Linked DNA regions of Homo sapiens: region 1 is linked to region 2. The links are chromatin loops, found by intact Hi-C in ENCODE. Cell type or tissue: GM12878. All regions are shown on one strand. Each heading gives the region's core, and the rest is flanking DNA. Links, peaks and the distances in the headings are about the cores only.

The links. Hi-C counts contacts between places; a loop is a spot of excess contacts. Peaks named below come from ENCODE experiments on the same cell type or tissue, not always from the same donor. Only the 100,000 strongest peaks of a DNase experiment are listed, where the experiment ranks them.
Region 1: it touches region 2 in a loop (5-fold over the local background); 5 of 110 quality-filtered maps call a loop at or near these places.

Annotation. Positions count from the first base shown.
Region 1 is chr18:48,117,374-48,132,684 of GRCh38, forward strand. The region is part of intron 3 of ZBTB7C (zinc finger and BTB domain containing 7C); the gene reads right to left. Among named protein-coding and RNA genes, the nearest start is that of ZBTB7C-AS1, 38 kb to the right of the region's middle. RefSeq lists a silencer at 9,005-9,299 and an enhancer at 10,354-10,952. In GM12878, for the core only: no CTCF peak of the experiment used is centred there; a DNase peak (open chromatin) is centred at 7,738.
Region 2 is chr18:48,170,291-48,185,601 of GRCh38, forward strand. The region is part of intron 3 of ZBTB7C (zinc finger and BTB domain containing 7C); the gene reads right to left. It overlaps ZBTB7C-AS1 (ZBTB7C antisense RNA 1), which reads left to right. Exons shown (of 5, transcript XR_001753437.2): 3 at 7,626-7,672; 4 at 10,991-11,142; 5 at 11,832-13,142. Among named protein-coding and RNA genes, the nearest start is that of ZBTB7C-AS1, 15 kb to the left of the region's middle. RefSeq lists an enhancer at 1,877-2,377. In GM12878, for the core only: no CTCF peak of the experiment used is centred there; no DNase peak of the experiment used is centred there.

The sequences.
Region 1 (15,311 bases), core at 3,005-11,004, 54 kb before region 2:
CTCAGGAGGTTCACTTAATCTCACTGTCTCAGTTCCTGCCATACTGAGAGGCAGCCTGCCACAGAGGTTAGAGCATGGGTGTCAGAGAGAGACCACGGGTTGAAGTACTAGCTCAGCTACTTTCCTGCTATGTGACCTTAGGCAGGTTACTTGACCTCTCTGGCCTCCTTTTTTCATCTATAGAATGGGAATAATAAACAGACCTTCACTGGATGGTTGTAAGGGTTCAGTAAGTTAACACTAGTAAAGCACTTAAAACAGGGCCTGGAGCATCCTATGCCCTCAGCCAGAGGTAACTCTTTTTACTGTACAACAAAACACGTGTTCCATCTCACAGAACATTGCTCTGGGATGAGCCTTTATGGTGTCTAATGAGCTACTCAAGCAGAACGAATCTTTAGTAAAACATACCAAACAGCTCCCCAGATAGACAGCACCAATTTCTATTCCTTCCAGAAGAGATGGGTGGGCATATCCACTTCACTGTACCTTTACTTGCCAGCCCTGGCTATTCTAATTTTTGTACAAAGCTTCGTGAAATTGATGAGTTAAAAAAAAAGGCATCTTGGAGCTTTTAACTTCAGTATTTTCATTAACAATCATGATCAATCTTTTCTTCTTCTTCTTCTTTTTTTTTTTTTTTTTTTACTGAGGCAGAGTCTCACTCGGTTGCCCGGGCTGGAGTGCAGTGGCGTAATCTTGACTCACTGCAATCTCCACCTCCCCGGTTCAAGCGATTCCCCTGCCTCAGCCTCCCAAGTAGCTGGGACTACAGGTGCACACCATGACGCTTGGCTAATTTTTGTATTTTTAGCAGAGAGGAGGTTTCGCCACATTGGCCAGGCTGGTCTCAAACTCCTGACCTCAAGTGATCCGCCTGCCTCAGCCTCCCAAAGTGCTGGGATTACAGGCGTGAGCCACTGCCGCTAGCCTGATCAACCTTTTCTTATATGTGAACTGATCATTTGCCACAGGTAATCATGTATTTCTGAGCTGTCATTTCCTTTTCCCCTTTTGTGCCACTGAGATGCATGCCTTTCTTTTAAGGATACAAAAGCTGTTTTTATAGGGTTAATATATTAACTTTTTGGCCATATGTGTTATAAATACATACATATGTTTTAAAACTTTAATAGTAAAAAGTTCATTAAGAAACCTGAAATATTTAGTCTTTGACTTGTTCTTCCTCTTTCTTATCCTAAGAAAACAATCAGTGTTCCTGAGCCAGAATATTCACTCTAGTGCCATTTATATTAGGGGAAATAGAAAATTACCCAATATATAGCTAATGTGGTACATTAGCGTGAGTGAATAGTATGCGACCTAAATTAAAATGAGACTTTCTATGAGTGATTAGGAAATGCTCAGATAAAGTGCTAAGTGATAAAAGTAGCACAATGTCCAGAATAACCTCAATTTTATAAAGTGAAGAAAATTATACATATTTTTTGCAAGGTTGCGAAGCTACATCAAAACATTAACAATATCAATTGGAGTTCTTTCTTTCTTTTTTGTCTTTCTGCCTGATGTGGATTCCTAAGGAGCTTATTCTGAGTGGTAGAATTACTGATGCTTTAATCTTCTTTTACCTTTATGATTTCCTAAATTTTCTATAATAAATTATTTTATAACTAAAAAAAATTTATCAATCTCAAACTTCAGTGTTCATCAGAATCACCTGCACGGCTTGTTAAAACAAAGATCACTGTGTCCCATCCTCAGGGTTTCTGATTCAGTAGGTTCACGGTGGGTCCCAAGACTCTGCATTTCCAGCAAATTCCCAGGTGATGCTGATGCTGTTGGTTCAGGGACACACTTTTGAGAACCATGACTCTACACTAAAGGGTATTATTTCTCCCATTACTTTGTTTGCATCCAGGTTGATGAGATGTAAAACAATGGCACCTGATCTTCTTAATCTTTGAGACTGATAAATTGTTTCCACCAGGTGAGAAGGAGCCAGAACATCAAGCCAGTGCAGGCGCAACCCCAGCGCAGGCGCAAGCCCAGTGCAAGCGAGTCTTTGTTCCTACTGCCAGCCCCATGCTCATGGAAGACCTGCGTTCCACACATTCCTTCCCCTGAAACCACCAGGCACCTCCCTTTCCTTCTCATTTTCCAACAAAGTGCACTTGGAGGAATGGGGGCATTTCTCATTTGTATTCTCATTCAAAATGTATACCTACTTTTTGTCTTTTTTAAATGTTATTATTAATTGAAGACTATATGTCTACGTTTTGAATCATAGTTCATGTGTAACAGGCAGGTCCTCCTGGCCCAACCAGGAACTCCTGGTGGGCCCAGACAGCTTGCTTAGGTCCATCCTGGGTGCCTGGCAAATGTGTGTTGGTTTGCTTGGGTCTCCCCTGAGCTCCAGGACTGTGATAGGCCTGGCAGACACTTTGGTGAGGACATACCAACATAAATAACAATCTCATTGATGGCAGCCCTCCAGAGAAAATGAAACAGGAATGAACTTGTAACTGGCTTGGGGTCAGGTACTTCAATAGCGGGGGTTGAGAGAAGGCACTTTGAGTCTGGAGTGTGTTGGTTGGCATGAGGTTGAAGGGATAAGCTGGACAGACTGAAGAGGGTCCCTTAGGCTGGCGTTTCTCGAACCGTCATGTGCACACAACCCCAGGGATTTTGATTCAGTCAGTCTAGGGTGGGGTCTGAGATGCTACATTTCCAGGTGGGGCCCAAGCTGCTGCTCTCTGGGTACAGCCCTCTGACTAGCAAGACCTTGGGCCACAGTAAGGAATTTGAAATCCAATCTAATTACAAGGGGGAACCATTGAGGAGTTGGAAGCAGCAGACTGACAGATCTTACTTATGGTTTAAAAGATGACTCTGGGGGAGAAACTGTGTGGGAAGGCTCCGAGCAGAAGCAGGGTGACAGGAGATGAGGTGGGAGCTGAGGGCACTGGACCTCAGAGGCAGCCATGGAGGCGAAAGAAGTGGTCAGGTAATGGCTAGGCACGGTGGCTCACGCCTGTAATCCCAGCACTTTGGGAGGCTGAGGCGGGCGGATCACTTGAGGTCAGGAGTTCAAGACCAGCCTAGCCCACATGGCAAAACCTTATCTCTACCAACAATACAAAAATTGGGCATGGTGGTGGGTGCCTGTAGTCCCAGTTGAATCAGAAGAATCACTTGAACCTTGGAGGTGGAGGTTGCAGTGAGCCGAGATCACGCCACTGCACTCCAGCCTGGTGACAGAGTGAGACTCCGTCTTAAAAAAAAATAAAAATAAAAAAGAAGTGGTTAGGTCAGGGATATGTGTAGGAACTAGTGCTAGCAGGACAGGGATGTGTCTAGGAACTAATGGACACTGGGGGAGGAGGGAAAGTGGGAAGCAAAGAGACTCTAACCTGCCCCCAGCAAGTAGGTCTGCACAACCCCATTCACTTGGAGACTAAATGAAGCGGCTCCTTTGGCATCATTCACACAATCAGAGCTCCAGGCCTTGCCTGGCTTGCCTGCAGAGGATGCTGGGAAGGAGCAAGGTCAGTTTGCACACTTACATCCCTGGAACACCAGCCCTGAAGGACAGAAGCATGGCTGCAGGAGGCCGACTGATTTTGGGAGGTACCAAGAGAGTAAGTGGGTGCCTCAGGAGTCTCTGCCAGGACTCCAGGGCAGGCACAAGTCCCCAGAGCTGCCCCTGGTCTTGGGGAAAGCAGCCACTTCTCACACCTACTCCTGCGCTCCCTGCAGAGCCATGCCCATGAGCACTGTTCTTCCCAGGCTTCTACTCCAGCTGAAAGAAAGCTGTCCCTCGAAGACAGAGATCCAGGCCATCAGCAGGCCATAACCCAGGAATTGTGGGTAGGGGAGGAAGAGGAGGTGGAATACCCATCTGGTGGCAAAACCATTGTATAAGCAACTGTCAGACATCATGTGACTGCAACTCACAGTTAGCTTGTGTCCCTCCACTGTCATCAGAGCCCAGGGATGGGATGCTGTCCCAGCTGCTCTTGTGTGTCTCAAAACTTCTACAAATCTTTTCAAGTTGGCTTAATACTCTTTTTTTTTTTTTTAAAAAAATGCACTTACTGTACCAAAATATTAAAGGCAAATTTAAGCGATGTACACATTAGAACTACTCCCAGCCCCCACACTTTACTGACCCTGTATCCACTTCTTAGCTCCCTCTGAGCCTGGATGAGATGCCTCCCATTGGTACATACCTGCAGTAACAGTGGCTCTATGAGGGTGTCTCCCTAGGGCAAATGGGATTCTGGATTTAGCAGCATGTGAAACTGATGGGCAGCAATTCACATGAAGGCTTTTGGATTGAATGAGAGGCTGGGTACAGGTAGGAGATGGCAAGACTGATGGTGTGAGCCATCACCTGGCCTGAGAGGCAGGTTTCCATCTGTAAAATAAGGGCTTAGGAGAGAGGCTGAGCACTGCGGGGGACCTGGGCCCTGATGACAATGTGGGTACAGGGAGAGGGAAAAGGCTGTGCTGGGCACAGAGTGGCTCTGGTGTCCTGAGGGCTCAGGATGGCTTTAGGGGAGACAGTGTTCTCACCAAGCAGCAGCAGAGACCCATGGATGTGGAGGATACAGCATTAAGGCCTGAGCTGACCTGTGCCTGGGGCCCAGTGACATGCTGCAGTCCCTGGTGACTTACAGCATAACAGAAGGTTTCCTGCAGGTCTGGGGAGGAGGTGCCAGGCTCCTGCAGCCGAGCCAGCTGAGCTTGGAGCCATCTAGATCGGGCTGTTCATGTTGCTGTGACCAAAACTCTCAGAGGCTATGGAAACTGAGATCTTCTTGGACCAACAGCAATGCCAGCACAGCCCAGTGTAGGCACAGAGGTGTGGGCAGCACAGTTCTTCAGGGCCTCAGAACCCAGTCCATGGTGCTGTACAGTGTCTGGATCTGTTATTTTAATGGCGTATAATATTCAACTGAATGGATGGTCGACAATTGATATTACCATTTTCCTACCTTTGGCTGATTGTTGGTCATTTTTTTCTCTTTTGTTATGAAAATGTAGTTGTTTCATCTTTATTTTATAGGCACACAGGTGCTGCAGTAGGGTATGAGGGAGGTGGAGGGCAGAGACTATCATGCTGTCCTGCCCACGTGCAAGCTCCCTGTATAAGAGGCCTCCAAGCAAGAGGCACCATTAAATTCATGGTGCCAGATGGTTGCAGCCAATTCTTCTGAGAAGGCCCAGAGCAGCTGAGGCTGGTGAGGGCTGGGATCACAGTAATCCCTGTGATTACTGACTTAATATGTTACAACAGGCTCTGGTGAAGTATCCGAAATGGGCAGCAAAATGCAAGGGTTGGAGTTCAGGTGGTGGGGAGTGGCCTTCCCAGTGAATGAACTAGCTACTTTGGGCTTCCGGGATTCTTGTCCTGCTGTACATTCAGTCCAACCCAGGAGGAAGAAGAACTGCTCACACCTGAGCCTCCACTCTATTAGCACCATTGTAGCTGCTCAGCAAACGAATGAATGAGCAGATGAGTGAATGAACAGACCAGATGGGAGCTGCTTATGTACTGCATGCACTCTAACCGCCCCCCACTCCCAACACACACAAGAAAGTTGAAATATTCCCTCTTGGACTCTGACTCCTTGCAGGAGGGGATGCGGATCTATGGGGCTGGTCGAACTTGTCCTTGGGGCTCTGTCTGGAGGGGCCTGACACCCTGGGCTGTAGCATCTCTCTCCTGGCAGCTGTGGGTACCTGGGTGAGCTGCCCCCAGACACAGAGAGCAAGCAAGCCTGATGCCTATGGCTGTACCTCCATGTGGATCACTGATTGCTTTGTGATCACCCATCAAGTGATCACATGATAGGGGTTGAAAGGGGGACAGAGAAAGCAATATAGGATATACTTCCTCCCTCTAGGAAGTTTACAAACGAATGAGAAAAATGAGTCACATCCAGGCTGCAGAGGGCACAGAGATGAGCCACCCAGATGGGGACCCCAGCTGCTGGGAGCAAGGTCAGCATTCAGCCCTCAGCTCAGGACAGCCCCTTCAGGGTTGCAGAGAGCCACCTGGCCCAAAGTCACGCCTTCCAAGAACCGCACATTCAGCGACTATGCAGGGCGTCAGAGGCCTGGGCGTTTTGGCCCAAGCTGGGACAAACTTGAAGAGGCCCTTTCAGCCCCAGAGGTCCCTGTGGGGTTGGCATAAGTGGTAGGGCTGGCATTGCTGCAGCAACTCCCTCCCTCCCCCTGCCTCTTGCAGGAGTTGATCCCCTGAACACTCCTAACAAACATCCTGCATGTTAAACTGCTTCCTGGTCGGCTGCCCAGAGAACCCAGCCTTTCAAACAGGGAAAACAATACTGAAAAGTCAGTCATATGGCAACATTCAGGGTTAATTTTGTAGTTCAGGCTCTGAGCAGTATAAGAATGGTGAATATAGAAGTAAGTGCTGCAGGATGCATCCTTATAAAAGAGCTCTCCTTAGAAATGATCGTGTATATTTTTATTAATGAGATTGTAAACATAAACATGTATATTACGATTTTTTTTTGTTAATGTGAAGGGTTGTTTCTCTCATATTTTATGTTCGATGTTCAGCTCTGGGGTCCCTGATGGACAAGAGGTGATGTAGCCTGGGGACAGTGAGATGGTTTCTTTCCTGCAGGGCTCAGCCAGCCAGGAAATATGCCAATTAAGGCAAAGCTCTCTGTGAGGAATCATTTGAGTTGTCAAGTTAACCCCATGACCTGGGGATCATAGGCTGGGTACTATCTCCCCAACTCTCCAGGCAGGCTGGGCCCCTTTAATTGGCATCAGTTACTTTGGGGCATGGTGACCTCTACCTAGAAATGTCGGATTCTCTGGAGATGATGAAAAAGCCGAACAAAGCCCGCAGTCTGTCTGCCTGACTGCAACCCTCAGGCAAGCCTGGGATGGCAGGCGGTGGGAATGGGTCCCTCATGTGAATGTATTAGGAGACACTGAGTAGCAGGTACCTTTCCTGGAAGTCAACAGCACATGCTGGAATAGAATCTGCACCACAGTCCTTAGAGCCAAGCAAAATGCAACCAACCACCTTTGAGAACCATGGTGTTTTGTTACTAATTATCTTTTGCACATGCTTTTACTACTCAGTTATTGTTTATCGTATATTAAGTTCATTATTACTACAGAGGAGCCAGCTGGAAGGGGGTGGGGTGAATCTGCATTGCCCCCTGCTGTTCTGTGAGGATTACTAGGGTCTCTGGGCACCTGCAGGGGTTTGGAGATGGTGGGCTGAACAGTTCCAGCACCATGGGATTAAGGCTGAGCACTCACCCTCAGGTAGCTGAGACCCAGGAATCCTGATAGGATGCTGGCTGGCATTTTTGGTTTGGTGTCTGTGAAGTGCTATCTGAGCCAGCCCAGGGGGCTCCAGTTCCTCAAGGAGCAGGGGTGGGTGAGAAAGCAGGAAAGCAAGGACAGCTTTTGGGAATGGACAGGCAGAATTTTAACACTGGTTGGGAGAAAGCCCCTTGCAGTTTTCCCCTCTCTCCACCTCTCTGCTCTGAGGACAGCAGCGGTGGCCAGTTGGGACAGCCAGGATGGAGTCTAGGGCCAGGTCAAGGCAGGAGCAGCAACTGCTGAGCCACACCCTCAGCTTTCATCAGCCGTGGCAGGAGAAACGCCACGGTCACAGGCAGAATGCAGGGGCCACTGGGAAGCAGGGGAGGGGCAGAGGTTTGCTGCATGGGAGCTCTGAGTCAAAAACTACTTTCAAAATTACAGCTACTGTGTGCTAGATATATCGCATAATTTATCTTTTTGATCTTCTCATCAGCTCAGAGGACAGCTATGATTATCCCACTGAACAGATAAACAACCTGGGACTCAGAAGTTCCAAGTAGTCCACAGTGACTCAATTAGAAAGTGGGTGAACTGAGGTGGGAACCCAGATCTAAGTGGATTCTTATCCAGTAAGGGCTTCCTGCTGTGGAAGCCGTGTAAGGGATCTCACTCCTGAATGGAATTCTGGACTAGATAGTGTCCGTAGGAAGAAGGTGGCCCCAGCCCTGAAAGGTGCATCTCCCTCTGGCTGCTTACAGACATCTGTTTTTGCACGCTTGAGCTACTGGTGGCTGGCTGCCTTGCTAGGGAACCCCCTTAATGGGGTGCATGGACAGCCCTCTGTGCCATGGTGTAAATGGCAACTTGTTTCAGGATTCGGCTAACCCTGTTCCCCAGACCACAGCAGACAGGGGAAGGATAACAGAGGTGCTGGCCATAACAATATGATGGCTGGAGACGCAGTGAAGCACTGTGGAGTTGGTCTTGGGGTCAGGCAGATCCTTATTCTGGGTCCACCATCCACCAGGGAAGAACTTTTAGACCAGGAGGGCTTCTGATGTCCTAACATTGTCTGCCTTGCCCCTCATTAGGTGGCTCCAGTAGACAAGGTGATCCAGGGCAGGAACCCTGCCTGGGCAGCCCCAGGAGACACTGTACAGCAGATAAAGTCTGGTGTGGTGTGGCTGCACTGAGGTCGCTAGCCACGCATTCTAAGAATGCAAGATATCATCGTGCAACTCTCTTTACCTAGTGTGCTTTGGGCAAGTGATCCTGGAAGGGCCCTGCCAAGAGGAGGGGAGCTGGCATGCTGGCGGCAGGGTCAGTAGAGAAGCACTGCGCACCGTGCAGTCAGGCTCCCAGGGAGTACTGCACATTTGGCCAGGACTATGCTTCAGGGATACATCATTTTTTATATCATTTGATTTCTTCAAAGGATATCATTTCAAAAATTTACATACAGGTATTTTCTATTTTCCTTTATTACCTCTCAGGCTGACTTTCCCCATTATTATTACCTGTTCTCAGTCTCTGGTAATAATTACTTTAAAAAATCCATTATGAGATAATTCTTCACTATCATTGGTAAGTGATTTAGTCTAAGAGCAGACCAGGATTTTGTCATAGACAGGTCTAAGAAGGGTCTTATTAATCACATCAGAACACCTGTGTCTTTAATATACCCTCTGATACCCTGGGGCTTGAAGACAGCCCTGGGCACCACTCTCCTCTGTCCTTATGAGAGCGGCGCTCTGAGGACAGCCCTAGACAGTGTGACCCCCAGTGGCTCTTGAATCCAATCACCTGGAACTGATTGTGGACTCCAGCCTGTCCTGACTTCCACAGTGTGTTGCTTAGCTGGTCTCAAAAATTTCAGCCCATTCTAGCTCCCCGGGGGAGATGCCCTCATTGGCTTCTTGTTACATGGGGACACCTGCTTGCAGTGGGGCCATTGTGATGAACCAGGCTTGTTATTTGAATGGCATGTGACACTTCCATTGCTTTGGGTTTCATCAATCCCTCTGAGGAGAGGTGTGTGCTGGGAGAAAGGGGGGAGGACCAGAGCTCTATGCTGAGTTTGTGGAGTTCTTCAACCTGGTAGGGGCAATCCTCTTGGAGTCCCTTGTAAGGCTGAGCATTTGTGTGGAGGATCTAAAGTCTTGCTGGCCTCAGGAAACAGAGAAAATGACTTCTACCTTTCCGCCTGGGCCCAGGTCAGAGTGACCATCTGCAGCCTTAGGGCAGGGAAGAAGGGGGAGCAAAAGAAATAGAGATGGGAGAGGGAGGAGGAAAGGGGGAGGGAAAAGAGAACCTTCAAGGTTCAAGGGCAAGAGCAATGAAGGAAGATGCGCGTGGCTCAGTGAAGGTTCTGTGTAAATGGTGAAGGCCACCACTTATGGAGTGTGCACAACAGGCCAGGCACTGATGGCTTTCCTCATTCAGTCTTCACATCAACCCTAGGAGGCTCCATCCCCATTTTGCAAATGGGGAAACTGTAGCACAGAGAGGTTAAGTAACTAGTCCAAGGCCACGGAGCCTGCAGATGACAGAGGTAAGACTTGAACCAGGCCCTGATTCCAGAGCCTATGTGCTAAGAGGCTGTGCCATACTGCTTCATCATCAGTCCCAGCTCAGAGCACCTCCCTGAAGGCTCCCCTGAGCCCTTGGTCGAGACCTCCTCCCCCTGCTCTGACACTGAACAGCACTGTCTCTCTTGTACCACTCAGCTGAATGTCATGCCTGATTCTACAGAATCTTGCTTCATTTTTAGTTCTGGTCTTACCTGGCTAAATGGATGACAACTCTTTAGAAGGAAGGGGCCAAAGACCTGCATGGGTGTCCTACAGGGGTCAGCATGGGGTCCGCACACAGTAGGTGCTGCTTTGTCTTTGCTGATGAGGCATCGCCTTCGATGGCCCCCACTGGTTGTGAGGAAGGCCTTGTGGGCCAGCATTTCTCCTCCCAGGGCCCCACTGTTCTCCCCTCGGTTCTCCCCACGTGAGGCTCACTCGACCTTTCATCCCAGCGTGGGCTTTGGGGTTGGCCGACGCTCAGCTCCTCTCCTCTGCCTGGGGCTGCAGAGAGTTCACCACTGTGTTATTGGAAAAGCTTCCAAGAGTTGGAGCCAGGTTCACTCAGAGGGTGCGCCACAGGAGTGGGAGAGGAGGGATGGGAGGGAACATGGAGAGAAGCTGTCCCCTCGGCAGGGAGCAGTGGCGGGAGAAGGGAGGGAGAAAGAGGCAGCAGATTTGAGAACTCCACAGCTGCGTGTCCACAAGGGCCGGCCAGAGGCTGCCCAGCCCAGCCAAGGGGCCTCCTCCCCAAGGCCTGAGTCATCTGGAGGACCCCGTAAGCTCCATCTTTATGTTCGCTCCATTTGTTCTCCAACCTTCCCTGGGTCATACCTACTGTTACCATGAAGAGCTCCACAGGCCTACAGGAAATCACTCCTGCCTGCCTGAACATCAGCCTCTGGGCTGTCCAGTTCAGCTTGACCTTTGGGAAGCTCCTGGTTCTCCCTGCAATGCCCCGAACCGACTGCTCCCCGCAAGGTGCCCTCACTCTGGCCCTTCATCCTCCTCTCCATTTAGCCGCCTGCCAGGCTGTTCTCATGCACCGGCCACACAAGTGGCTAGAAATGTGGCACGATTAAAGTGGTCTAGGAAGTCCCCTTCCCCAAATAAACAACTGGCCCCATGCACTGCCCAGAGTGCCTGACTTTGCTTTTTCCTTATGCCTGAGTCCCATCATTAGAAATGTCTGCTGGCCGGTTCACAATTGTAAAGATATGGAACCAACCTAAGTGCCCATCGACCAATGAGTGGATAAAGAAAATGTGGCATACATACACCATGGAGTACTACTCAGCCACAAAAAGGAACAAAATAATGTCTTTTGTAGCAACTTGGATGGGGCTGGAAGCCGTTATTCTAAGTGAAGTAACTCAGGAATGGAAAACCAAATTCTGTATGTTCTCACTTGTAACTGGGAGCTAAGCGATGGGTACGCAAAGGCATACAGAGTGGTATAATGGACACTGGAGACTCAGAAGGGGGAGAGTAGAAAGGGGGTGAGGGACAAAAAAAACTACATATTGTGTACGATGTATACTACTTGGGTGAGGAGTGCACTAAAGTCTCAGATTTCACCACTATATAATTCAGCCGTGTAACCAAAAACCACTTGTACCCTAAAAGCTATTGAAATAAATTTTTTTTTTTAAAGAAAGAAGTGTGCGCAGGTAAGCCCTCTCTTTCAAATACAGACACCCTGAGAAGGGGACCATGTGGTAGTGAGTGTCTCTTCCACACCTTAATGTGAATTCGTGCAAAGAACTGGATTTTCCTAATAACTAGGTTTGGTCATCAGAACGAGGGGATGAGGTGAGGGGTTTGAAAGGGTGCTGAGAGCTTAGATGGGATGATTTCGGAACACAGATTCCTGGATGGGCGGGTCTCAGCGGGTGGGGAGAGGAATTTGAGCAGTGTAGGAAAAGCATGAAGATACCAGGGGAAAAAACGTGTGCTGCAAACGCCCGTTTCACTGCCCTCCAAAAAAACTGCCAAAGGAGAGTGGTGAAAAACCAAAGGTCAAAGACACACTCAGGGTGGCTTCATAACTTCCCAATGTCCCCATCTCCTGGTTAGAACCAATGTTTATGTATTAACTGAGGACACACACACACCCAGAGAAAGTCCAAAAAAAAAAAAAAAAAACCACATAGCAATGCCCAGAAAACTACCCCAAACATGTTCCTTTCAAAGCTGCCAACTGAGGAGCCCTCCCTGATCAGTCGGAGGCAGATCAGACCTGTTTCCTTTAATTGCAACTTCCACCCTTCTAGAATTTCTACTCCTCTGCAGGTCCAGGCCACAGAGACATTAATCCCTATTCAAGTGAAACTTCAAGGTTTTTCCTTCTATTAAAAAAATGAAAAACAAAAAACTCTCAAAACACCCCAAAGCAGTGTCTCTAATGTCACTGGTGTGTGCATTTGCCCGGAAGGGAGGGAGAGGCTCCGGGCACGGCACTGCATGGAGGCCTGGCCTCAAGTTTCCTCACCTGGCCTCTCTCTCGTTGAAAGGCAGAAATGCAACCCTTGGTCCCTCCTCCACCCCACCTCCCCACCCCCTGACAGCTTTAATAAACTGTGATTATTTCAGTCCCTACAGCACAGCTGTCCTGTGAATTGTCCAGTCAGGGTTATGGGGTGGAAGCCAAGGTCTGGAGTGTGGAGCTCAGATCTCCGAATAAACCGGCCCTCCCTTTCCCTCCTCTGCCTCCCTGCTCCCTAGCAGGTGGGAGTCAGGAGGAGGGCGGTCTCTGGCTGAGACCAGGGATGACAGAAGCATTTTCTGAGCAGCCTGCTGATGGCAGAGCCCCAGTAGGGGAGGGTAAGGGAGCAGAGCTTGCAGACAGGGTTAGGGGTGGAGTCGCCTTACCTACGTGCTGTGAATGCAGGCCTCTCCAAAATCCTCCTTCATCCCAATCAAGGAGCCCTGAAATTGTACCTCTAGAGATTAACCTCAGGCTGCTTCTCTGCTTAAAATGTGCTGGTGCATTATTTGAGGACAGAAATGGAGCTTTAGTCACTTTGTCATTTACAGGAGGTATTTGGGAAAAGTTGGTTGAATGAGTGACATTCTGGGCCGCTATTAGAAATAATAATAGAAGAAGAGGAGCAAAGCTCTGGGGGCTTTAAGGGAAGTGGGCAGGGATGACCCTGAGTGGGGAGGGAGAAGAAAGTGATGCTAGGTCAATCCTACCATATCACAGTTGTGCACACAGCTAGCCAGGGCAACAACACGGGTGATCTGGTCCTTGCCCTTGAAGAGCGTGACTGTCTTACCAAGTAACGGCCATTTGTATGACTCTGCTAATCCTCCTCCGAGAAGTTGGGAAAATTGTCCTCAACACTCAGAATGGTCAAAGCTGAACTTCAGAAACCATCTACTTAAAGGCTCTCTGAATCATTTTCAGCAGCAGAAGCCCCCTTTTATAAATAAAATTTTGTGCAGAACCAGATCCACACAGATCTGTTTTGCTTGAGCCAGCTGTGTGAATCTCTGTGGAGAACACCAGCGTAATCCATCCAACTCCCCATTTCAAGTCAGGAAATTGAGGCAAAGAGAGGTTAAAAAGTGTTCTCAGACTTCACCACAATCACCTCCAAGCACCCGGTGGCCTCCCTTGAGATTCAACTTCAGTACTTCTTGGGTAGGCATGGGCATCTATAATCTTTTATTTATTTTTATTTTTTACTTTTTTGAGATGGAGTCTTGCTCTGTCACCTAGACTGGAGTGCAGTGGTCCCATCTCAGCTCACTGCAACTCCCACCTCCTGGGTTCAAGCGATTCTCCTGCCTCCGCCTCCCTAGTAGCTGGGATTACAGGTGCGTGCCACCACGCCTAGCTAATTTTTCTATGTTTAGTAGAGATGGGGTTTCACCATATTGGTCAGGCAGGTCTCGAACTCCTGACCTTAAGTGATCCGCCCGCCTCCGCGTCCCAAAGTGCTGGGATTACAGGCGTGAGCCATGGCACCTGGCCTGAAATCTTTTAAAGGACTTTATAGGTGATTGCAACATGTAATCAGGTTTAGGAACTGCTGGACTAAGCACCATTTGATGGTGAAGAGTCCATTCATAGCAGAGCATAGTCCAGGCTGCTCTTGGGTCATACAAGCCAAATTCCATTACGATAACTTCCAAGAAGCACTGGAATTCACTTCTGGTCCTCAGGTTTGGCTACACTGAACATGATGCCACAGAATGGCTAATGACCAGGACTTAGGATGTTCTAATGAAAGGATAGTTGTTTTTTTTTTTGTGTGTAATGTTTGGTAGTCTTCAAACTAGGTGAGTTCCCCCATGCCAGTTGGCTCAAATTTGTCTTTGTTAAGAGTGTTAGTTATCCTATTCAGTCCCATAGGCATAAAACTGGGATAAAATGATTTCACTGTGGAGCTGAAATATCAGCATGAAATAGAGTACTCAGCCATACAAAGTGACTGTCTTATAGGGACATAGAGGGAAAGCTCAGTATAGAGCTCTGGGACATGCAAAGGAAACACCAGGGTGTGCAGGATGCTCAAGAGGTCTGAATGGCTCTCACTATACCTATAGAAAGCAAGCATGGCTGAGCTGATCCCAGAATATTTCCTGGCTACTGCTCCCTTGAGCATATAAACCCTTAAAGATAGGACGGCTACAATAAAAAGGCCATATTATCAACAAGTGTTGGTGGGGATATGGAGAAACTGGAACCATCACATACCTGCTGGTGGGAATGTCTAATGGTACAGCCACTGTAAAAAAACATTCTGGTAGTTTCCCAAAGGGTAACTATCAAGTTACCATATGACCCAGCAATTCCACTCCTAGGTATATACCCCAAAGAAATGAAAACCTAGGTCCACACAAAAACTTGCAAATGATTGTTCAAAACAGCATTATTTACAGAAGCCAAATATGGAAACAACCTATATATCCATCACGGGTAAATGGATTTACCCATTATGGGTAAATATAATTATGAATGGGTAAATAAAATATGGTGTATCTATACAAGGAATATTGTTCAGCAATAAAGAGAAATGAAGTACTGATGCATGCTACAAAGCTAACGACTCAAAAGTGTTAGGTTAGTTGAAAGACACTAGTCACAAAAGACCACATATTATCTGATTCTATTTATACGAAAGGTCCAGAATAGGCAGATCTATAGAGACAAAAGGTAGATTATTGGTAACCTAGGACGGCTTGGGGTGAAATGGGCAGTGACTGCTAATGGGTACAGTATTTCCTTTGGAGTAATCAAGATACTATAAAACTGATTATGATAATGGTTACACAGCCCTGCAAATATGCTAAAAACCATTGAATTTACACTTTAAATGGGTGGATTATATGCTATGTGAATTATATCTCAATAAATTTTATTGACTGTTTTATTAAGAAAAACAGAAACAAAACAAACATTAGAAAAGTTTCTGTTGTTTAAGTTCTGCTTAATAGAGGCAGCCTCTGCTA
Region 2 (15,311 bases), core at 3,616-11,615:
GCTAACTAGTATCCAGTCTTCCTATTCTGCAGGGGGCATCTGGACCTGAACAGGGACTCATCCATCAAAGCTCTTGGGGGGCCTGGCAGCCTCTCCAGAGAAGGATGCGCAGACTGAGGTGAGAGCTGGGGTCTCTGAGATCCACCCACCTGCAGAAATGCTGGATTTGAGGGGAGGCAGAGAGGCATCATGAACACAAAGAAAGTTCCCACCCAGAGGAGCTCACCAAACCCGGGGCAGCCTCAGGGATGAGCATTTTCAGACATGTTCAGGAAGACATGGCTGGGATGTTGGATTAGGGGATGGGGCCAGCCCTCCCACTGGTCCTCAGACCTTTAGAGGAGGCCAGGAGGAGAAAAAGAGCCATTGACACCTTAACAGAGTAAGCAGGTACTCTTGGGAGATCCCCTCCACACCTATGAAGTCATTCAAAGCCTGGGATCCGCAGGTGCCTCTCCCAGAGCCTTCCTCAGTTCACTCACCTCACTAGGCCCACCCCACTCCTCTGCACCTGTCCCCTCTGCACTGACAGATGACCGAGAACCCCCCGCCCCTGTACGACTGCAGAGGCCTCTGTGGTTGCTGTCCAGGCCTTTCATGGGAGTGTGGTGCCTTCGCCAGGACTAGCCCTCCCCCTGCCCCACAGGGCAGGGACCCTTCACTTTCTGATCCCACAAGGAGCTGTGCCCTGGGTTCTGCCTATAGCCTACACTCAACTGTCTCTTACCAGCCACCTACCTGAAAGTGGGGCATTAGAATCTGGAACCTAAGGTTGGTAGGTCCCAATCTGCTGGACCTGGACTCAGAGACTCCCTTGGCAGTAGAAGAAGATGGCACCAGGTCTCACTTAACTCTTTCTCTGGCCCTGCCTGAGCCTTGGAGCCCCATGGTCCAGTGCTCACAGGCCTGGCCCCAAGTTAAACAAGAGGACAAAGCCCAGCTTGTGGCTTCTTCCCCGAGCTGGCTGATACCTATTTTCCCTAAAGGAGGAATCCAGGCTGGCTTTGGCCATCTCACCCCCTCCTGGAGAGCAATGGGCATGCCACACTGGGCACTCTTTGAGGTCAGGCACTCAGCCTTCTTTCTTCTGAATTCCTCTCTCCTTCCAGCCCTCACTTCCCCTACCTAGGCCAGGCCCTTCACTCTAGGAAGAATATCCCAGGAATCATCCATCACCAAATTCTAGGAGCTGATCTCAGCAACTATGCGGCTGGAAGGAGCCTGGAAAATCCACTGTGCCCATGATGGGAATGACCATTAATGCCTGGAGGGCAAGGATGCTGTACCCATTCCTGCAGCCCCAGCCCCAGCACAACCCAGACAGAGGGCTCTCAGCAGAGGCTTCCGGAACTGTGCTTGAGTCCTAGCTTGCTGTCTCCATGGCTGCCCTGGAGGCTGGCCCAGAGCAGGCACACAGTAGGCATCTGTGAATGAAGCAACAGGTGCCTGCCGGGTCCTAGCTCCTGGGCTGGGCACTCTGACTACTTTATGTGGGGCAACAGCCCTGCAAGGTAGATACCATCATCCTATTGAATGGATGAGAAAATGGAGGCTCAGACAATTTAAGTGGCTTCCCTGAAGCCACTTGGCAAGTATCAGGCCAGACTTCAAGCTTAATCCTTCCAGTCTCTGAAGACTGTGGTCTTTCTGTTTTCATGTCAGCCACTCAGTCCACGCATTTGGGGATTTCAAAGTCGAATAAGAAGTAGCTCCAGCTCTTGGGTGGTTCATACTGAAAGAGGCAGACAGTTTTGTTCACAGCTACCTGGGACAAGAAACAGACGTGGCCAGGCCTGCACCCAAAGCTGAAACCTATTGTGTAGGCTGCAGGCAGAGGAAGAAGGTCACTGTTCCTCTGTAGTTTGAGAAAGGTATCTGGGAAGAGGTGGCAGTGGATTCGGCCACAGACAGGACATGATGAGGCTAAGGACGCATTGAGGATGGATTTTAAGCTAGTGGGAAGATGGGTGGGAAGATGGGTCTGCATCAGGGGCTTCCCAGTGCCCTTAAATGTCATGATGGCCCGTCAGGCAGCCATTTGCACAGCTTGGTGGAGCAGGCAGGGGGGCACGGAGGGCTGGCGGCTGGGAATCTGCCCAGGACCTGTTAGGTTTCTCAGCCGGAGCTGCAGGCCTGAAGCAGGTAGAAGGGTTGGGAGCTGGGAGCGGAGTCTGTGTGCCCTGTCTCCATGAGTGTGTCTGGGAGATTCGGGTGACCTCCTGGCCTCCATCAGTGGGAGCTGGGGGAGAGGGAGACCAGCGAGCTCTGAAGGACGCACCCGCCACATCGTTGCACACTTATTTTTCCCAAACACTTGACTGACGTGACCCACGGGGCCACAGGGAATGGCCTTCACTGGGCTGGCAAGTCGAGGGCAATGATAGCCCTCAGTTCCTTGGGCGGCCCCTCCCTCAGGGAGCTGGCCCGGGGCGAAGAGGGCCTTGGACTTGCTGCTCTGTCCCAGGCCAGCCTGCCACAGTAGGGGTGGGAAGGGCCGCCTGGTCCTGTCTGCTTCTCGCTTTTTCTGTTTTCAGGGTCAGCACAGTTCAGGGAGGAGACACAGACTGTCGGGAAGGCCTCCTGCAGAGACAGAGGAGCACAGGCACTGTCTAGGGGGTGGTGGGAGGGGACTGTGGGGTGGAACAGCAGCCTCTGGCACAGCCATGAACTCACTGCAGAGTAACTCACTGCAGAGCCTTCCCAGGCCTTGGTTTCTGTTCTGAGAATGGAGGCCTTGGAGCAACTTGAAAGCTCCGACTTTCCTCTAGTTCTTGAACATGCCATCTTCCTCTTCCCAAGATGTTGCCAGACAGGAGTGGACAGTTAGTTTACTTCAGGTTTTGCTAATTTTCTATTCCTACATTGTGATTTGAACAGTTCTGCTGTTAGACCCAAAACCTGATTAAGAAAATCAGTAGATCCCCTCAAAGTCCAAGAAACTCATGATGATTAAGCATCCACTCCACATCAGGCCCCACGCCAACTGAAAAGGTTTATGTGGATTATCTCATTTAATCTTGATATTAACTCTGGGAAGTGGCTGTTATCATCCCCATTTCCCCCAGTTTGGCATAATTTCTTAAAGTCCTGCAGTGGTTTCCCAGGACCTTCAGGATAAAATCCAAACTCCTCCCAGCCCACCCTTCTAGCACCGCACCACTCCTAACTGGGCCAGTCCCTCATGGATGGACTGCTTCTCCCACACACAGTCTCAGGGCCTATGATACGTCCCCCCTTCCCATCCATTCAACTTGTATCTTTCCAAGGCCTGGCAAATCCTTCTCTCCAAGGAAGAGTAGGCAGTAGTGGGAGGCAGGTGAGGCCCTAGGGCACCACATTTAAGGAGGCACTCACTGTCAGGTGCCAGGCCTGCACTTGCATGCTCCTGAGAGTGAGCACCTCCTTAAATTTTACACTGAGTGCCTCACTTGCCTCATCCTTGTCCTGGCCCTGCCCCAGAGACTCAATGCCCAACCCAAAGGACCTCTCCCTCCTCCAAAGTCCACAGCCCTTCCTGGTAGGTCCTGTCACTGGACTGTGTCACGGGGACTGATCTTGATGCCTCGTGTGAATGTCCATCACTACAGGGCAGACACCACTTGTCCCCTGTCCCCATCCTAAAATCAACAGGGCTTGCTCCAGCTTCCAAATTGGCTCCCCATCTGCCCTCCTTCATCCTCCACCCCATCAACCTGGAATTCCAATTCATCTTTTAGAATCTATATGAAAATTATGGTTTAGCACTGTATAGCCATTAAAAATTACGTTTCCACATGGGTGAATTCTTCTATAACCTGGCTGTAAGAAGAAAAGATTGGATAATTTGACTATACAAACAAATTTATATGGCAAATCCCATAAGTAAAGTCACAGGCAAATAATAAACTGGGAGAAAATATTTGTCACATATATCATAGACAAAGGGCTTAGTATATAAAAGATTCTTAAAAATTGAGGGACAAAGAACCAAAAACCCAATAGCAAATGGACAAGATATAAAGACAATTCACAAAAGGCAATATTAAAAATGATCATTAAACATATGAAAAATTTTCAACTTCACTCATAATAAAAAAATGAAAACTAAAATTATAATGAGATAACATTTCTTACCAGTGAGATTGGCAAGAATTCCAAAACTTGACAATAACGTCTGTTGGCAAGGTCGTGGGAAAACAGGAATGCAACTGACACAACCCCATGGAGGGGAATCTGGCAACGCCTAACAAAACTACATCCTCTTCAACTTGATAATCCCATTTTTAGAATCCCAAGCATATGAAACACACATGCACAAGCATTGTAGCATTATGTAATTGCAGAATATGAGAAGCTACCTAAGTGGTCATCCGTAAGAGAGCAAGTGAATAAACCATGACACATACACACGATGGAGTATTATGCAGCTGTAAAAAAGAGTGAGGAAGACCTCTATGGGCTGATATGAAGTGACTGCCAGGAAATATTACTGAATGAATAAAGTAAAATGTAAATACATCTAAATCTGTATTTACCTACCTACCTATCTATCTATATATAGTGCTACCTTTTCTGTGAGAAAGAAGGGGAAATAAGACAACATATAATTTTGCTTCTCTTTACACAAAGAAATAGATGCATAAGCAGAAAACAATTAAATTGGTTACCTACAAGGAAGCAATGGGTTACAGAGGAGAGTGACATATCTCCAACTATACCTTTCTGTATATCTCCAACTATACCTTTCTATCTCCAACTAAACCTTCTATCTCCAACTGTACCTTTCTATTTGACTTCTGAAAGCATGTTCATGTCCTACATATTTTTAAAAATTAATTTAATAAGAATGAGAAGGAAAAAAATCCCTCAAACTGAAAAAAAAGGAACCTAACTGTAGTTCAAATAAATACTATAACCACACTGAAGGACAGAAAAAATCAGGAAGGAAAGACTAATCCTAGTAATTTATGAACATGGCATGGTGAGGTGGGGATGAGAGGAAGGTTTGTTGGTTGTAGTGATTTGGGTGAAACAATTCTGAGAGTATTTTTAGATGTAATATAGGATGAGCAAAGGAGTGAATTTTGTTGACAGTTTGGGGAGCCGAGGTTTCACTGCTGAAGAAGGACATGTAATTATGAGATGGGGAAGGCAGGAAACAACCATGTAGAAATGGATTGGAATCAGAGGTATTGGTATGGATTCACAATTTCTAAAATACAAATATGTCAGTGTATGTGCATGTGTATGGGTGAATAGTACATGGATGTATAGGTGTATGGATGCATGTATTTCCTAGTGTTTTGTCCCCTGAAAGGGCCAAGGTGCAAATATACCCAGCAACGAGCAAACCCAGATCTGGATGTCTAATACCATTCCTCGCTAAAAGGAACCAGAGCCCCCCAGAGAAATTACTGATGCCAGGGCTGGTGCAGGGTAGGTGCAAGATAAGCCTGGAAATCTCTTCTCATACCAGAAAGTAAGAACATACTCAAAATAGGGATAGTGGTGTATTAAAATATCATAGGTGAGAAATACTAAACCATTGGAAAAACCAGAGTTCATCATTCTATGCAGATAATAAATAAAAACATTCTGTTGCTTACAGTAGAATGCAAAGGGCCCATTGGCAAGAATGGAGGCAGTGCTGGAGTTGGAAATGCATCATTGTGCAACCTCATGTTAATGACTGGATGGGCCAAAAGTCATCAATGGGTGCTACATCTAGGGAGAGACCGATGAGGAGCAGGGTACTGCATGGTTTTAAAATGTCTCCCCATAGACCACTTGCTAGTTCCAAGGGAGAAAAAAAAATCATCCTATAATGGAGAAATCAGACACTGCCTGGACTGAGGGATCAAAATTAACATCACCAATGAGGGCCTCCTGATGATGCCCTGAGAAGAACCAAGAGGGCTTATGCAGGGTTCTGTCCAAGAATACATAACCTGGATTCTAATCAAGAGGAAACATCAGACAAATTCAACATGAGGAATATACTGTCTTACAAATAAGTGGGGGCATTGTATTCTTCAAAGATGTCCATGTCATAAAAGACAAAGAAAGGCTGTGAAAAGGTTCCAGATTAAAGGAGATAAAGAGACACAACTAAATGCAATATCCAACCCTAGATGAGATCTACTTGAGGGAGAAATGCTGGGGAGAACATTATGAAGTTAACTGACAAAATCGGGATACAAAGAATAGATTAGATTAAAGTGTTGTATAAATGTTAAATGTATTGGTCAACCATGCTATGATTATGTCAGAGAATATACCTATCCTTGGGAAACACATGCTGAAGTATGTAGGGGTGAACTTACCTTCAAATGGTTCAGGAAATACACGTGTGTGTGTGTGTGTGTGTGTGTGTAAGAAAGAACACAAATGATTAAGCAAGTGCTGTAAAATGTTAACAGCAGGTAAAACTGAGATATAAGAATACAAGGATATTCTTTGGATTATTTTTGTTTGCAGTTTCTCTGTAATTTAAAATTTTTCCCAAATAAAAAATTTAAATGTATGTTCCAATATTTGAAAGATGCTTTCTTCTCTGTAGGAGTGGACTCTCCTCAGCCAGGGGACTGCCAGCAGGCAACCAGGCCAGGGAAGAGTTCCTAATCAAACCCATCTGGGTTCAGTGTGTGGCCTTGGAGAATTCACTTGACCTCTCGCGTCTCTGCTCCCTCCTGTGGGGCCATGCCCACCTCATGGTCTTGGGACAATTAAAAGAGATGATGCCTGCAAGAACTTGGCCCAGGCCCCCCATAGGGTGTGCTGGACATCTACGGGAACTATTACTTCACTGGTAGTGTTTTCATCAGCATAAACCCCTTTAGGGCACAGAGCTGAGAGCTGTCTACATTTCCAAGAGCCATTTCTGGCCTGGAGCAGGACAATGAGCCAAGAACAAGCAGGGCCAGCTGGAGGGTGGCTTCCACCAGCAAAGTGGTCCCCTCGCCCTCCTGCTTCACCCTCAGGCCTCAGCTTCTAGAACTCAGGCCCTCCTGCTCTCTGCCTTGACCACTTGCCCTCACCTGCAAAAGCCTTTCCTTTTGGCTGGCACTTCTTCAAGGCCCCCTCCTGGTGACTCCTGTGACACCTTGCTAGAACTATTCTAGTCCCCTCCTTCAGCTCCTTCTTTGAGTAAGGGACCTGAGGTGGCATTTCAGTGTGGATTCATTTATGGCCCCATCTCTCCTCTTCCAGGGAAACATTTTGTGACAGTGCCATCATTCTTGTGTTCCTGGCAAAAGGAACTATAATTCCTGGCCAACAGGAGGGTGTGTGCGTGTGTGTGTGTATACGCATGTGTGTGTTTGTGTGTGTGTGTCTGTGAGCTGTGGACTTTCTTGGAGGCCATGAAATCGCCCCTCAGGCCAGGCCTGGCCTGTTGAGAACCTGGGTCCAAGTTCTTGGGTCCAAGAACTTGGGGCCAAGGCCTGTGCTGTTGTCTTCCACTTGTCCCTCCCACCCTACTCTGCTCTTCTTGTGCCCTGGGAGGCCGACCACTGCAGACACAGCAACGGGCTCCCTTGCCTCTGGCCTCCTGTCAGCTCAGCCTGTAGGGCCCTAGGTGGAGAATGGAGGAAGGGAGTTTGGGGTTTAGAGTTGGGGTGTTTAATGCCTTGTATCCCTTTCTCCAGGGAGGCCTCAGACCAGCTGTATCCCTGGACCAGAGGTCACAGCGCTGGTAAGGTGGCCCCTCCACCCCACCCTCACTGTCTCTACTTCCAGCAGCCCCTCCCTCTCCTTGCCCAGCCCCTCCCTCTCCTTGCCCCTTTAGTGCCCCTGGGTGTAACAGCTCCCCAGTGTTCACAGCCCTGGGGTACTGCACTGGGTCTTGAGAGTTCCCTGCACTGGCACTGGCCTTTGAACTCAACTCTCCAAATTGTCTATGAACTGAAGTTTGCCACCTGTTTCCTGCCATGCCCCTGACTCATGCGGACCCCTGTGGAGGGAGGCAGTGCCCTCTCCCTTAATGTATTTGGTACTTGTCTGCACGGGAGGCCCCACATTGCCATGCTCAGGGAGGGCATCTCAGGGAGGGCATCTCAGGGAGGGGATCTGCTGCGAAGCCATTCGCACTGCAGAACAAAAGCAAGGGCTACCACGTCGGGCCTCTTCTGCCTGCTGCTTCTTGTTCCAACTTCATTTCATCTTTTCATAAGTTACTGTTCTGTGAGAAGCATTACAAGAAGGAAATTAAAAGAGAGAAAAGTTGGTGGAGGAATACCTTTCTTTCTTTCTTTTTTTGGTTTAAACCTTTTGTTATGATCTCTTTAGGAGCCTGATCCAACTAGAGGGACATGTGGCAGAATATGTTCTTCAAAATTAGTTCTGAGAGACACTTGGGGCTCTTTATTATTCATTCTATTAAAATCAAAATATTAGCTGATGCCTGTCGCATCGTCAGAGCGGGTCTGGCAACTTCTCTGATGCATTGTCTACTTGAAAGTAAAGACGAAGGCCTTTCATGTGGAAGCCTCTATCAGGTCCATTCTGTTCTCCTGCTTGTAATGACAGAAAAACCCTGGCCTGCTCTGTGTCTGAGACACTGACAGATCCAGGACAAAGCAGTGGAGCCCATCATGTGTCCCATTGTGCCAGGGCCCTCTGGGCAAGGCTGCCTCTTCTGGGGCCCTACCTCTCCCCCACCAAGGGTGGCCATGGAGCAGCAGGAGGACCCCTCCTGGTCCCAGGAGTGTGGCTTCTCATATTCATTGATTTTGAAGTGGGTGGAGGGGACAATGCCAGGGACCCTGAGGCTTAAAGATCAAACTGCCTTGCCGTTTCCTTGGATGCCCTCTGCTGCCCTTACTTCTGGAAGGAATACCATAATGCAGATAATTCCATTTCTCCAGCAGGAACAAACCAATCTGGCTGTGGCGCTCTGCTCTAGAGCCACCCAGAGGTTGGCCTGATGTTTTCACTTGGGGCCCTAAGTAAACAGAGAAGTTCTTAGCTCAACAGAGGCTTGTCTTTTCTGAGGACTGTAGATGGGACCAGAGTCCCCAACCAATAAGGGATCCTGCATGGCTGAGCAAGGCTTGTGCCTGGTGGCCGAGTTACACAGCAGATGAATGCATGTCACTTGGGGGCCTTCCAGCCAGCTGTGGAGAAAGACTCTCCTATGCTGGATGTGGGGAATGTGGGGGCTTCAGGTGCTCAAGGAGGCAGAGATTCCTGGGGGCTGGGTGGGCTTCCCAGGGCTGGTGGGATCAGACAGGTGGTTAAGCACCAGGAAGGAGAGAGAAAAGGGAAGAGCCGGGAGGAATGTGAGTGACCAGCTTGGAAGCCAGGGTGGGAGACCATCTCGGGAGGGACAGGAAAGGAGCATCTGTTGGGGGAGTGGTCAGAAGTCAGGCTGGAATGCCCTCGACTGCAAAGAAGATATTTCTCTCTCCTTCCTTCCTTCCTTCCTTCCTTCCTTCCCTGCGAGGAAGATATCCCTCCCTCCCTCTCTCTCTCCCTTCCTTCCTCCCTTCACTGCAAGGAAGATATTTCTCCTTCTCTCCCTCCCTCCCTTCCTTCCTTATTTCCTTCCTTCCTCCCTTCCCTTCAAGGAAGATATTTCTCCTTCCTTCCTTCCTTCCCTCCCTCCCTTCCTTCCTGCAAGGAAGATATTTCTCCTTCCTTCCTCCCTTCCTTCCTTCCTTCCCTGCTTCCTTCCTTCCTTCCCTGCTTCCTTCCTTGCTTCCTTCCTTCCCTCCCTCCCTTCCTTCCTTACAAGGAAGATATTTCCCCTTCCTTCCTTCCTTCCTTCCCTGCTTCCTTCCTTCCCTCCCTCCGTACCTTCCTTGCAAGGAAGATATTTCCCCTTCCTTCCTTTCCTTCCTTCCTTTCCTTCCTTCCTTCCTTCCTTCCTTCCTTCCTTCTTTCCCTCCCTCCCTCCCTTCCTTCCTTCCTCCCTTCCCTGCAAGGAAGATATTTCTCCTTCCTTCCTTCCTTCCTTTCCTTCCCTCCTTCCTTCCTTCCATCCATTTCCTTGAGCAATCCTAAATTCAATATTAATCTCCCTAGACCTTCTTGTTGATAAATGTTGATTTCCCCAGCACACCTGTTCATATTTCAGATGGAAATGTATTATAAAATCACACCATTCGCTGGTGATTACCACGGTAATCAGGCACGCTCATTGACAGGCCAGCACTCCTCTTGAAGACAAGGGTCTGGAGACAGAAGCTTTCATGTCACCTATGCCATGCCTGGGGAGAGAGGGAAATGAAGCAGGCATGGGTGGTGTTTGGGAGGGATGGTTTCCTTCTCTGGGGAAGTCTTGGCAGACAGCACAGCCCCAAGGGCCCAGGAGGGCTCTGTAGGGTGATGGGGGGGTGGGCCAGACAAGGGCAAGTAAGTGGGAGGGTAAGGCCCGCATACCTTGGTGTTCTACAGTGTATATACAGCTAGCAACACTTTTACGGGATCCATGGCAAGAGATCTGAGCTACCAGGATCAGGTATCTTAGTCAGAATATCATTCAACCTCCCACCAGGTGTAGGAACAATCTCTACAGCCTCCTAGAACATCACAAAGATATAATTATTATTACTGCTTCTCTGTATCATAGGATTATGGTTTAGGGTCTGACGAAAGCCCAGGCTGTTTGAACTGTTACTTAGTCTTGATGCAGTCCATTTTAAGTTTTCTAACCAGACTGCTTGGCTTCAGATTCCAATTCTAGCACTTACTGGCTGTGTGACCTTGGACAAGTTACTTAACCTCACTGTTACTTTTCACTTGTAAAAAGCAGATAGTATAAGTTTCCAATGCATAGGATTGTTGTGAGGATTATGTTAATTAATAAATGTAAAATGGTTGAAATAGTGCCTGTTACAGAGTAGTTGCTTAGAAAGGTGAGCCACTGAGATCCTGGAGTCACCCCTTTATCTTCATAGAAGAGGGAACTGAGGCCAAACCATGGGGAAAGCAGATAGTAAGGACTGGACTGGACTGGACTCTGAGCTAATGCTGTTCATATGAATGACACTCTATCCCCTTGCTCTCTAAGGCTAAGGAAACCTTCCATGCAGGAGTGCTGTGAGCTGAGCAGTGCATAAGAAAAGAGTGTTTGTGGGAATCAGCATTTTACCACCTGGCAGACCTGCCTGGGCTGTAGCAGAGCCTCCCCACTCAGTGGACAAGGGACAGGAGGGATCAAAGGTACAGCCACTATCCTGGGCTTTGCACAAACATTGCCTCGCCTCCTTCTCCTGGTACCCCCATGTTATCCTTTCTGAACAAAGAGGCAACTGAGGCCCCAAGAGCCCAAAGCTGCATGACAATGACGGTGAATCAGGACTGGAACCCAGACCCCCTGCCTCCCTACCCACAGCTCTTTCAGCTCCCTTTCCAAATATATCAGCTTGCTGCCCTCTGGCTGTCCTGTTTTCTACCCAAAACTAGGACCTCGTCCACCTTCTCAAGCCCAGTCACCCCCTTACTCCCACTGAAGCCCTGGAATCTTAGGCCTAGTGGGGTTGCAGGTTCCAGAGTACTTACATCCTTAAAGGACATAAACATCTGTAGCCTTCAGTCACCCCCACAATTGCCTATGCATGTTAGATGTGTCTACTAAAAACAACCACTATAATAGTTGTAGCTGCCTTTATTGCTTATTCTGTTTTAGGGTTTACGCTACCTTCTCTTTTTAATATAATGATATTTGTCATTAATTGAATTATTTTACATCACACCAGACATCGTATAATCCAAACCAGGCCAGGAGCTGTGGGCTCTGTATTACAGCACCCACCCCACCAGAGGCAGCTGACAGGCCATTATTCTGTGTCCTGCAAACTCTGTGCAGTGATAAGGAAACTCCACCAATTTGATGCTTTATCTGGTTGCAGGTTGAGGAAAGATATTATTTCAATCAAGATAATGATTCTACTTCTTGAACGGAAATGAGATTTTTTTTCATTGCCTCATGGGGGTGCCACCAACATCTGTCTCCGGGCTGGAACAGGTCATGAACAAGTTAGAGGATTTTCTTGTAACCTGAGAGAGAGTGTAAACATGAAGGAGAACTGAAAGAAGGGAGCTTGCTTGCAAGAGAAAAACATATCTGCCAGGCCTCCACGATTATAAAATAAGCTCAATTTGGAAAATGTACACTGGCATTGAACAGAGCATTCAAGACCGAACTTCAGAAGGTAAGTGTCCGGTGTGAGCCCTACAGCCTGGAATTCAAGTGAGGTAAATGGCCTAAAAATGCCATGATAATACCAAAGATGCACAGAGGAGACTCAGCTATGACAGGACCTTAGACGTCTTCTAAGCCTGTTGTCAGGCAGTGTGGATCAGCTGTGTAACTGTGCTGACGGATGACCTAGCTCCTGTTTCAGCCCCTTCTACCAGAGGGGGCTCGCCACCAAAAGAACCCATTCCATCTTGGACCAGATCCTGTGTTGAGGAAGTACCTCCAAATTATAGTCAAGTCACTGAATAAAAGGAAACCACAGTGAAAACTCACACGGTGCTGACAATGCAGGAAATCTAAATGCACTTTGGAAACAGAATACACAATATGCAAATGACATCAGATAATAAATGCAGGGAGACCTCAATGATTTGCACTAAATAGTGAAGTTAGTGAAATTTTAAATTATTTTAAATATTTGGGAATTCCAGGGGCTGTCATGCGGTATCTCAAATAATTTGCTTTAAATAATAATTTAAATTTTATGTATAATTTGCTTTAAATAATAATTATTATTTGCAATGAGAAATAAAAATAATTTATTATTTGCAATTAGAAGTAAAAATAATTTTCAATTCCTATATCAATTGTTTATATAGTAACTCTAAAGAGTTCGAAAACGTTTGTAAAGTTCTTATGCATTTTAAACATTCCACTGAGAGCTGAATCAGGCTATTAATTGCTCCCTCTCCAAAGAAAAGGCCTATTTCGGCTCAATCCCTTCTGGAATAACCCCAACTGCTGACTCTAAAGACCCAAGAAGGTGGCACCTTTCTATACTGCATCAGATTCACCAAAATTTTGGAATCTAAACCACAGTCTTGTTGGTTGTAGACTATCATTGGAAAGTAACACAAAACTCTGGCAATATTGGTTGTCTCTAGGACAGGAGCCTGCTTGAGGCCAGAGGTAGAGGGGAGACTTTTTACAATATACCTTCTGGTACTTTTGAATTTAGAGCCTTGAGACGATACTGTCTGTTAAGAATAAAATTCCAGTTAAAAAAGCACATGTTATTTTCAGTTAAAAAAACAGACTTCGGGATTGATTTCTATTTTAATACCTATACTCCCAAAATACAATCTTACTGCAATGAAAATTACTGCCAGGTCAGTGAAAATGACATTTGGCTGTCTTGACAAGAGTGGTGCTCACACGCATGAGAATAAAAGCAATTGATGCCCTGCCCAGGTCTCTGTACCTACTCCCCAGCTGCTGAGTGTGGTACACAGCTTTCACTCATGACATTCTCGGGTCCTTGCTCTTGGTTGAGGTGATGCCTTGGAAGCTGCACCACCAGCAACACTCTGGGGGCAGCTGCTGACAAATAAGGGGACACACAAGCCCTGCCCCCTGCCTCCAAGTCAGACATCACTGCAGTGCAGTTGATGTGGACCAGACCCAGGGAGACCTGCCCTGAGACCACATTCCCACTCAGCTCTTGCTTCTTTACCCTGCTTCCCTCTCTCCTTGACAAGTGTTTCCTAAGAGCTCTCCCTGGATACATCACATCCCACTGAAAACTGACTCAGGCTCTGCTTCTAGGAAGCCCAACCTAAGTCAGTCACCAGTGGCTCAAAATGAAGCCCTCCAGCATCTTTTCAGAGGGTTGTCCCAGGAGTTGGAAGCACACGTGAGCCTTCCTCCTTGAAGGCAGCACCATAACCACCTTCCTGCCTTGCCGAAGACCACCAGTCTGACATAATACAGCCCACGAAAGCCAGCAACAGCAAAACATGGACATCCAGAACAGACAGAGTTCTGACAACTGGACCCCGTGGCGCAGCACAATGATGACTCTTCTTCCCCAGGATGAATAAGCAGGAGGCAAGGGCTGAGCCAAAAGGACCTGTTGCATAATCTGAGCAATGTCCAGTTATGTGCAGCGGAAAGTCAGTGTGGACGTCTTAGGCAGCTCTACCACTTACTAGCAGAGCAAACTAGAGCAAATATTGAATGATTCTGAGCCTCAGTTTCTTCATCTGCAAAATGGGAATACTGGATAGAGCCTTTGTAAAGCACCTATGAGGCAGTACCTTCAAGAGTGCTGCAAATTGCTCATCCAATGTGAATACTGGCTGTTGTTATGGAGATTTATAACTAGCTACCTTCTCCTGCTTGCTTGGGACAAATATTAATTAATCATCATTAAATAAATATATCCCAGCTGCCCCTCATCCTGAGCACAGTACCTAGAGCTCCCTGCGTGAGAAGTGGCTCTGGGGGAAAGGCAAGTGGACAATTGGGAGTGCTGTATTGGTGACTGTCCGCCAGGAGCTCAAGATGTGGCCCCATTACTGGCCTCACAGGGCTCTGGTGGCCCTTGGCTGCAGCTGTGTGGAGAATTTTCTCTCTCTCTCTCTCTCTCTCTGTCTTTCTCATTCCCTCTCTCTCTCTGAGACAAAGGGAGTATCTCCAATGCAGATTTCCTATAATCTACTCAGTGTATAGACTGATCTCAAATACAACCTCAAGTTTGTGAAAAATTCATGCAGCCATTTTCATATCGTGGAGTGGCCGACAAACAGGCAGAAACTAAATTTTATTTACATAGGTGAAGAATCCTTTATTCCATCCTGATTCTTTGCATCTGGACCATTCCTGAAGCCATGCCAAGCCCTCCAGCACCTGGCCCTGTCCAACCTCACCAGCATCTTCTCCCCTCCCACCCTCAGACCCATGCCTACACCATCCTCCACATAGGCATCCACCCCTGTTCCTTCCTTCCTGGAATGGCCTCCCTCCTCCATCAGTCCAGTTCAAGCCTCTCCTTCTCCAGGAAGTCTTCCCTAACCATTTCCCATCCCCAGCATTTCTGCCCGGGCCATGCCAGCCAGAGCTGGTGCACACACCTGGTCATAAAGTTCTTTGTCTCATATGCAGGTGTCTTCTCTTCCTGAACTGGACTGAAAGCTCCTCCAAAACAGAGCCAATGCCTGCTGCTTCTCGTGGATTTCCCAGAGCTTCCAGGTGCTGCCTGGCACCTGGTGATTAATGACATTCTCAGATTGATTAATGGATTGGTTCCTGTGACTGCACTTAGTTTAACACACTGTTAAATGGCCTCTATGAGAATTTACTGTTCTGAATAGGGGGTCAACCTAGCAGCAAACTTAGAACTGTACAAACT